Linked DNA regions of Homo sapiens: region 2 is linked to region 1. A link is a loop called in an ENCODE intact Hi-C map of the cell type or tissue named here. Cell type or tissue: dorsolateral prefrontal cortex. All regions are shown on one strand. Region 1 overlaps DTNA (dystrobrevin alpha). Region 2 has its middle 41 kb from the start of MAPRE2.

The links. A loop is a pair of places that touch in the nucleus more often than their neighbours do. Peaks named below come from ENCODE experiments on the same cell type or tissue, not always from the same donor. Only the 100,000 strongest peaks of a DNase experiment are listed, where the experiment ranks them.
Region 2: it touches region 1 in a loop (2.8-fold over the local background); 7 of 110 quality-filtered maps call a loop at or near these places.

What each region holds. Positions count from the first base shown.
Region 1 is chr18:34,879,705-34,884,704 of GRCh38, reverse strand. DTNA (dystrobrevin alpha) reads right to left here. Exons shown (of 23, transcript NM_001386795.1): 20 at 4,986-5,000; 21 at 2,504-2,636. Among named protein-coding and RNA genes, the nearest start is that of DTNA-AS1, 110 kb to the right of the region's middle. In dorsolateral prefrontal cortex, a CTCF peak has its summit at 3,041; no DNase peak of the experiment used is centred here; H3K27ac peaks cover 2,539 bases.
Region 2 is chr18:34,997,886-35,002,885 of GRCh38, reverse strand. It overlaps a transcript of MAPRE2 not described here. Among named protein-coding and RNA genes, the nearest start is that of MAPRE2, 41 kb to the left of the region's middle. In dorsolateral prefrontal cortex, no CTCF peak of the experiment used is centred here; a DNase peak (open chromatin) is centred at 2,950; H3K4me3 peaks cover 1,467 bases; H3K27ac peaks cover 3,172 bases.

The DNA.
Region 1 (5,000 bases):
CGAGAAAGGTGACACGTCAAGTCTGTGATGCAGTCAAGCTGGTGAATTATTTGGCGGGAAGCCATGCACAAAGACACAGAGAGAGAGAGAGTCTATTGAGTGAGAGTAGCGTTCCAATCCATCCAACAACCGTATGCTCACAGAGCATTCAAGGAAAACCACTTTGACATCTCCTCCAGGGAGTATGTTTTGAGTGGAGATACACAGGCCTGTTATAGTCTCCCAGCTTCTTCCCTGTCCTTTTCTTGGAAGTCATGAGGCACGGAAAAGAAAGGAGAGGGAGAGGGAGCTTAAGATTTACCAGCGATGGTAAAAACTCCAGTTGAATCTTAAGTCATTAGTAGAAATTCCCTTCATTTTACTCATAGAAGGTTACATTTTTAATTCATTAAAATGAATAAAAATCTAATATTTTATATGGAATGGTGTAAGCCTGCCTCCCTTAAAGAAAAAAAAGAACCCCTAGAATTTCAGTTACTGCTGCCACTGAAATACAGAAGGTGACACGAGCTCAAAGAGGGAGGCCTAATAGACGCTTCTAATAGCATGAACCAGAACATTGGTTATTTAGTCACATTTTTCTTTCCTTCTACACAGCAGAGCCTAAGGAGATATGTGTAGGAATGCCATCCCTGAGGATTCCCAGAGACACCCTGGCAGTTTCATTCCAGGCTGATTTCCTTCTGTGGAGGAGCCATAGAAGGCGCAAGGAAAACTGCACTCTCCATGGGTTTGCAATCAGGCGAATTTGTTTCTGAAGCATGGGAGCACGGCTCTACATATAGAGTCACTTATGTTTTTCTTTTACCCTCTTTCTTTGGTATGGCTAGACCAACATTTTAGTTGCTTCTGAAATGTGGTCGTTAAACTGAAAAGGCAAATGGAACATTCCAAAGAGGCAAAACTTTGTTTTTATATTGCTGGGATGGAATTGGTGGGCTTCCGTTTCCCTCCTGCTACAATCTTCTTGGAAAAATATTTCAAGGCTTTATCTATAGACATATGAGAAATAGGAGATAATTTCTTCTCTCTGCTTCCCTTTTTTTTCAATAACAAAGTAAGACAGGGCACTGCTGCCCTAATAATATGCAGAAAGCCTGGGTATGGTGGCTTATGCCTATAATCCCAACACTTTGGGAGGCCGGGGTGGGAGGATCACTTGAGACCAGGAGTTCAATACCAGCTTGGACAACATGGTGAGACCCTGACTCCACAAAAAATAAAAACATTAGCCAGGCATGGTGGTGTGCACCTGTAGTCCCAGCTACAGGAGGCTGAGGTGGGAGGATAGCTTGTGCCCAGGAGTTAGAGGCTGCAGTGAGCTATGATTGGGCAACTGCACTCCAGCCTGGGCAACAGAATGAGACCCTGTCTCAAAAAGAAAAAAAAAAAGGAAAAAAGAAAAACAAAAGAATGTGCAGAAAACTTGTCTGGCCACTGGACAGAAAGTCTGACAGGATAAAATAACCATTGAGGCCCAGGTTCAACCAGGCAAACATCCCTGAAATACCAGAACCCCAAGTAAACGCCTGTGAATTAAAGGGAAAAGGAACATACCAGGAAGACAAACAAGGTAGTAGAACGACCTCCATGGGGAAATGCATGGCCTTTAGGATGAGTCGCTGGTTACATTTATTGCCAATTGTATATGTCATGTTCAGTGAATTTTCAGGTGGCTAACATACTCCAGTACATCTGAAAATCTGTCCGTCCATACCTTGATGAACACAGGCCTGCAGTTCCCCCAACATTTCTCCAGGAATTTTGCCATTCTCCTACTTACACTTGGCATGAGGTGGGCAATGAGGAAGACTGAGGGCAAATAATTCAAGGGAAGTGGTGGGTTTATGCTTATTCAATTTCCTCGTGCCCTGTTCTTTGTATCCATTTAAAAATAATTATGAGAAAAAGCATCTTTCTTAATGGGCCTGAAAGAGTCTGGACTGTTAGTTACCTTGTTTTTTTCCAATATAAGAAGGCTGTTTATCACTTTCTAGGGCAGAATTTAAAAGAATACATGGTGAGTGACAGCTATAAGAGTGGGTGCAGTGGCTCACGCCTGTAATCCTAGCACTTTGGGAGGCTGAGGTGGGTGGATCGCGAGGTCAGGAGTTCAAGACTGGCCTGGCCAATATGGTGAAGCCCCTTCTCTACTAAAAAATACAAAAATTAACTGGGCGTGGTGGTGCATGCCCGTAGTCCCAGCTACTCGGGAGGCTGAGGCAGGAGAATCACTTAAATCAGGGAGACGGAGGTTGCAGTGAGCCAAGATCACACCACTGCACTCCAGCCTAGGCAACAGAGTGAAATTCTGTCTTAAAAAAAAAAGAAGTATTTAAAATGTTTACTGTCTAAAAGACACGGATTAAGGAGTGAAATCAGTGTATTTTGAAAAGGGAGGGTGGAAGGAAGAAGGCTCTGATTCTGCAAGTCATGTCAAAGACCCAGCTACCAAGGGGTTGAGGCAGAAGAGGTGGGGTGGGGTGGGCCTGGATCCCTGTACCTGATAAGCTTCATCTTGCAGCTTCTGTTTCAGGTATTCCTCCATCTGGAGCTCATTCTCCAGCTGCCGGACAGAGTCATTTTCATAGTTTTCATCTTCAGGCTGCACATAGGGATCTGCATCCTCCGTAACCCTGAAAATAAACCACAGATGACATGTTAGAGCAAATCTTAAAAGAGAATTACAAGCGGGATTCATGTGTGAGCTGTAGTTTCGTTGGCACCTTTATTTCCCCTTAGTTCTCCAAGTCACTTTCATGTCTTCTTTAGTAATACCTAAAAAAAACTTGGAAACATTTTGGAGGTTTGAAGCGATATATGATCAAGGTATTTTCATACACAATTTTTTTATGGCAGTTGCGATCATTGGTCATTTATCTTTTCCTAGGGTTTACTGGAATGGGTTGGCCCTTTAAATGTTCTATAATTTAAAAAATGGCAAACATCTTTTGAGGGGATACAAAGTTTTCCCAATCTGAGGGCTCTTTTTATTCTTGTTTAAAATAGAACCCAAGATCACTTTCTGTGTGGAGAGTGAGCCCTCTAGTGAAATAATGCTTAAGGACATTTGGTTATAATTTAACCTCTTTTGTGTTACACATACGCACATACATGCACATACACATATGCATGCATACCACATTCATGCCTTATTTTTATAGAATTAAGTCTTAGAATATCAGCTAGTCAATGCCAGGAGGGCTACTAACCCATAACTCTTGACCTTAGCTCTAAATCTGAAAAAAAAAAAAAAAAAAAAAAAAAGCATTTTAATTATCCAATTCCACTATCAAATAAATAGATAAAAATGACCTCATTCCCTAATGTGGGACTCTGTCTCCATCTATTCATCCTAGACTATGCAAAGCTTTTCATGGGGCTGGACATAAACTCACTACCTAAATCATAGGACTAAAAGAGTCTCAGGGTAAAACACAAGTACATGTTTAGACAATAGAAATATTAAATTATTCCCTAAAATGAAATAAGTGGTCAAGAAGAAGTTTCTAGGTTGGAACTTAAATGTCGTTGTTTGCGTTTATTTATAGCTGTACAACATGTTCTGGTTATTTTTGGAGGTTTGGGGCCAGGCTAAATGGGTCTGCCCAGGACTCTGTTAACTTTCCTTCCCTAACTCCTGAGTCACATGTTGGTAGCTGGTACTGCTACTCAGCATACCAGGGCTAGCAGATTAGGGTGGCCTCAATAGTCTTGGATTTTAGAATTAGGACAAGGAAATTCTAGCTAACTGCCATATAAATGCTTAATAATAAAAAGTCAAATAGATATGAATTTACCAGACAAAACAGATGACAACTAATTCACCATTTTGAATAACAAATCCAACAATTCTAGAATACAGAAGAAAGGACAAGAAAGCAAACTATATTAAGCAGCAGCGTACTGCCATGTTAAGTCCCATGATAATGGTTTTGTTTTGATCCTACTCTCTGCTGCTTCATAGCTGACTCTCAGACCACACCTCTTGATAATTCTCCATGATTACTGATTGTTTATTCACTGCTTGGATGGAGAGCCAAACACCAGAAAGGCCTCTGTTTAGTTTCTTCTCTGAGTCTTTAAAATGGCCAGTTTATTTTTATAGACTAGTCTGAAGTACTTTTCATATTAAGCAACATCACCCTTCTGAAGTATTTTTAGCATTCAGAAACTCCCTCCCCCAGCTTTTGGGTCAGCCTTTGCCCACATTTCCCATAACTCCATGAACCATGGTCATTTAATGGGCCACTTTCTTCATTTCTTTTGTTTTTCTCCTTTTTCTCCCAAGTTGGGCTCTGCAGCTCTGTCCCAGCTTTGCCTTTGTTTCTCAGCTTTGGTTTTCTCTGTTGACTAATTTGAGCTGATCCAGGGTCACAGAAAGTCTAGTGGGGACGTTACTGATGCTGCTGGTTTCTGACAAGCTCCAGAACTGGGTGAAAACTTTTGCAAATAAGTCTTTGGAGGGTCAGATTCATACAAATTCAACAAGTCAACCAAACTGGATTTCTTTATAATGAGATTTTATACATGTACTTATTTCAATTCCAAATACTTATGTGATGTTGTTTACACCAATTCTGGACAGAGACCTCTCCAATGTCATGGTATCCTCTAAGTGCAAATACAATAAGTTCAGAAGATAGGATGATTTATCTCCTGAACTAGTCTGTGAGTCCTAAAAGGGTGGCAGCAGTTTTTTAATACTATTTTGTATAGCACTAGCAATGTGCCTTGGGCAAGGCAGGCTCTTGATAGGCACTGGTTGGTTTAGGTTATTGATAACTCTCTGGAAATTGTAAGAGGGGAAATATTACAATGCCGAATTTAAATGTAGCACCCTTCTATATCTCTGGCAGAACAGAAAACTATGTCACCCCTTCTGAAGGTTAAAAAAACCCTAAACAATTATGCTTTTACTTTCTTATTGTCTCCTACAGATTGTTTTGTTACTGAGAAAATGCTTCCAAGCGGAAGATACTCACATGTCGCCACGCATG
Region 2 (5,000 bases), 120 kb before region 1:
CTTTTGCCCATGTGAAGCAGATGTAAATACAAGATATAAACTAGAAGAAAGTATTTGCAAGCCCAATAACTGACAAAGAACTAGTGTCTAAAATAAAGAATTCTCAAAATGCAACCAAATAAACCAACTTAGTCGGAAAATGGGAAAAAGATATGAACAGACATTTAACTGAAGAGGATATACATATACGGAAAGCAAATAATATTAAATGGTATACAACATTATTAGCCTATAGATAAAAGAAAATTAAAACTACATGAGACATCACAACATACCTATCAGAATGGCTAAAATAAAAAATAGCGACAACACCAAATGTTGGCGAGGGTTTGAAGAAACTAGATCACTCATATATTGCTTCTGAGAATGTAAAATGGTAGAGCTACTGTGGAAAACAGTTTTGTAGTTTTAAAAGCTAAACATGCAACTACCATATCACCCAGCAATTGCTCACTTTGGCGTATACCCCAGAGAAATGAAAATTTGTTTATAGCAGTTTTATACATAGTAGCCCCAAACTGGAAACCACCCAGGTATCTTTCAACAGGTTAATGGTTAAACAAACCGTGCTGCATCCAAACTTCAGAATACTACCCAGCAATAAGAAGGAACCAACTATTGATAGAAAGTAACAACCTGAATGAATCTCCAGAGAATTAGGTTGAGTGAGAAAAGAAAGTCCTTAAAAGTTATATACTGCATAATTCCATTTATCTAACATTTTTAAAATGGGAAAACTATAGAAATGGAGCACAGATTAGTGGTTGCCAGGGGTTAAGAGGAGGGGGTGAGGGCTGGAGGGAAATGAGTGTGATTATAAAAGGCAACACAAATATTTTTGTGGTGATGGAAATGTTCTGAACCTTGATTGTGTTGACATCAATATCCTGGTTGTGACATTGTGCTGTAAGTTTGCAAGATGCTACCATGGCAGATTAGATAAAGAATATATGGGATCTCTCTATATTATTTCTTACAATTACATCTTACTGTACAATCATCTCAAAATATATATATTTTTAAATCAGGTAATTGGACAGGAACTAGAATTGAGCAAGATACATTAGTTTTATTTTCTTACCTTTTCAAAGAAAAGCAAAAGCCCCAAAGCAGTGGGCAAGATGGACCAGGAGTTTGCTCCATTTTGCACAGATCCAAGAAAAAAAAAACTCACCCACTAACTTAGCATTCAGAAACCACTGCCAATGTTCTGCTATCCAATGTTGCCTATGTTGGAATTTTCTTTGCTGTTATTCCCTTCTCCCTCGTGTACCTTCTTAATCCATTAAAATTCACCATACACATATTCAAAACCAGAAGTGAGTTTGAAATAGCAGCTTGATACATCACGTATCTTTTTTTTTTTTTTTTTGAGACAAAGTCTTGCTCTGTTGCCCAGGCTGGAGTGCAATGGCTCCATCTCTGCTGACTGCAACTTCCGTCTCCAGGGTTCAAGCGATTCTCGTGCCTCAACCTCCCGCGTAGCTGGGATTACAGGCATGTGCCACCACACCCACTAATTTTTGTATTTTTTTAGTAGTGATGGGGTTTCACCATGTTGGCCAGGCTGGTCTTGAACTCCTGGCCTCAAGTGAGGCTGCCTGCCTCGGCCTCCCAAAGTGCTGGGATAACAGGTGTGAGCCATGGCACCCAGCTGATATATCCTGTATTTTTTAACTTATCTCTCATACCCTTAAGTTCACACTATCTAGGAATTTTCAAAATCTTATAAAATGTCCACATTTATTTGCATAGAAATGGAATATTTAACATTTATTTTTACAAATGGGGTCTTGCAGTGATGCCCAAGCTAGAGTACAAGAGGCTATTCACAGGCACAATCACAATGTACTGCACCCTCAACCTCCTGGGATCCAGTGATCCACCTGCCTCCGGATTGATCTCAAGTCACTGGGACTACAGGTACGTGTATGGAGTGGAATTTTATCCTTTGTGGTACTATTTTATGGATGACAAGGCAGGTGTTCTGTATTCAAAACTGGACCATACACTAAATAACGACAGAATTTTAATCGCCAACACACACAGAGGAACTTGCAAAATCCCCCTTCGCGTTTGGAAAGATCATACTGACTTTTATTCTTTAGCCATTGTGAGCACTAGGGCAGCTCCTCAGAAATGAGCAGCCATAAGCCAGCTGCTTTCTCTGGCTTATGGCTCTGCTTGTTTGTTGGTTTTGTTTTCATTGAAAAGACCAAATATCTTTGTTAGGATAAGAGTCATGACTCTTTAACAAAGCACATTCTCTGTTTCTACAAAGGTCCATTTTCCCCATCCTCTAGAAATGTCAAATCCTCTTTCTTTGACAAACAAATCCAGAATTCCAGCATCCCATGTCCAAGGCATAGCAGCAGAACCTCTATCCTAGCTAGGGAGTCCCCCCATCCTCTGGCAAAGACTGCTACTTTCATGTCTGGCCACAAAATCTACAGGAACATGAAAGATATATCAGAATGAAAAATATGTTTGTAAAAATATTTCAAATCATGCCATGCCATCGAAAGAAGATTTCATTCTTTCTTCATTGCTATGTGTTTAACCAGTGAGGCTTCTGGTCAACACAAGGTTAAAGCATCCTCCTCACAAAGAGACAGCATTACTACCTCCCCAGCTGTTCACAGCTTTTCCAAGAAGAGAACACTACTGGGGCCTGAGCCCAAGTTTTCATCTAGGGAGTTTACTAAGCTGTCTTTGGATCTCCAGAATAAGCTGTATCCTGAATTCCAAACTCCCCATGGCCACTTTGAGATATTGAATCCCTTCAGTTGTAGATCACATTCTTTAGTGTGGGAGGTCCATAGCTTTCTAGGAATAAAGCAGCTTGCAGCATTAGCAGAAGGTCACAGGCCATTAATCCTGAGGTGGAGCCTACTAGATATTAATCTTTCAGAGAGCTCTGCCTCCGCCGCCACGCACTGCCTCAATTAATGGTCTTGGGTTGGGCTCAGGGCCTTCTCTAGGGGCAGCAGAGGGGAGGCCCAGACTGCCTCCCCTCTCCTGTGCAACTTCCCCAGGGCAAGACTGCCAGGAAGCACAGAGCTGAGCACACAACAGGGAAACCAAAAACCAAATGAGCGTATCTGGCAAGTAAAGGAGGTCAGATTACACTGAATCTTGGGTTAAGTCTGGTACAACTCATTCTTCTCCTTCAGAAAGACAAACTACCAAATGACCCATATTGTATATTTAAGGACTTCAAAAAAATTATAGCTCACTGCTAAATGGATTTGGGTGGTATATATTAAGAATGGTAATGATGTTATAAACTGATGGTCATATGATTTAGGTTTCTATAAAAATAAAAGATAATCCCCAGAAAATACCTAAAATGATAGTTACAATAAAATAAAAATTCAGTTCTTTTCGTACAAATGTAGCCTAGCCCTTTCTTCTTGGAATCATCATTTATCCATCTGCTACTTTCCATGTGAATCAGAATTAAAATATTTTTTAAGATTGCCCTTTCTATTTTAGAATAGAATATTTATAGTGCTCAATGTACAAAAGTAAAATTCTTTCAAAAAATTACATGAGACAAAACTACATATATGGGAAATAACACATATATTATAGTTCTGTAAAGTGTTTCTATAATTACATTATTTTCACTTATCCTTTTATCCATTTTTAATCAGATATTTTTGAAAATAGAGTCGTAAGCATAGAATAGCTCCTCTCCTCATGTGTGCAATTAATAATGAAATGTGGGAGAATGCATGTTACGTGGCAGAATGCATGTTACGTGTCAAAGTAGCACAGAGAGAGGTTTCATTTCAGAGCCCAGGGTTCAAGTTTAGTGTTTGGGTCATAGTGGAAACTAAAGCCCTGCTTTCCATGCTTGCTGTTTTTATAGTCTGTAATTCCTTTGACCATGCAAAGAAGGAACACAGTAACATACTAAGGGTTACATGTGAAATCTAAGTAAGACTGACAGTAGCAAAAGGGCTGAAAAGACATTGGGTATCAAGGGCTACTGTGACCTTTTGCCCTGTATTGTGCTCTGTGGAAATCTTTTCAAATTATATTTTAACATTTTTGGCCAAGTCCGGAGTGAGACTCTGTCCAAAAAAAAAAAAAAAAAAAAAAAAAAAATTGCAACTTCGGCCAGGCTCAGTGGCTCACGCCTGTAATCCCAGCACTTTCAGAGGCCAAGTTGGACAGATCCCCTGAGGTTAAGAGTTCGAGACTAGCCTGGCCAATATGGAGAAACCCCGTCTCTACTAAAAATAAAAAAATTAGGCCAGGCACGGTGGCTCATGCCTGTAATCCCAGCACTTTGGGAGGCCGAGGCGGGCAGATCACGAGGTCAGGAGATCGAGACCATCCTGGCTAACACGGTGAAACCCCGTCTCTACTAAAAATATAAAAAAATTAGCGGGGTGTGGTGGCGGGCACCTGTAGTCCCAGCTACTTGGGAGGCTGAGGCAGGAGAATGGCATGAACCTGGGAGGCAGAGCTTGCAGTGAGCCGAGATGGCGCCACTGCACTCCAGCCTGGGCAACAGAGTGAGACTCCATCTCAAAAAAAAAAAAAAAAAAAAAGAGAGAGAAAAATGCTGGTAAGTGAATGGGACTTGTAGAGACCTGTGGGAATGTTAGCATAGCCTCCGTCCATAAGTTTCCTGTTTGAGCCAATGTGAAGACCCCAGGATGCTGACATAACAACAAACAGCCTTGCTCTTGGGCTCCCTGCTGTGGGGTCTGCCTTACAAAGGAATCTACTTTCAAAAGGTTTGGGGGCCACATCAGTAACTAAATTCCTTGATAGAAAAAAAATTCATGCTAAATTCCACTCAACTGGGAAATATCCCAGTGAAGTTGTGGAGCCGATACCCCAATTACACTGTCAGGGATTAAAACAACTACTGGGGAAATCAATATATTAATGGAAATAAATCCAGGTAACATATACAACTTGAAAATATTTCTTAAAGGCTTTTCCTTTAGTAATTATACTTGTTTATAGCTCTTAGTTTTGCA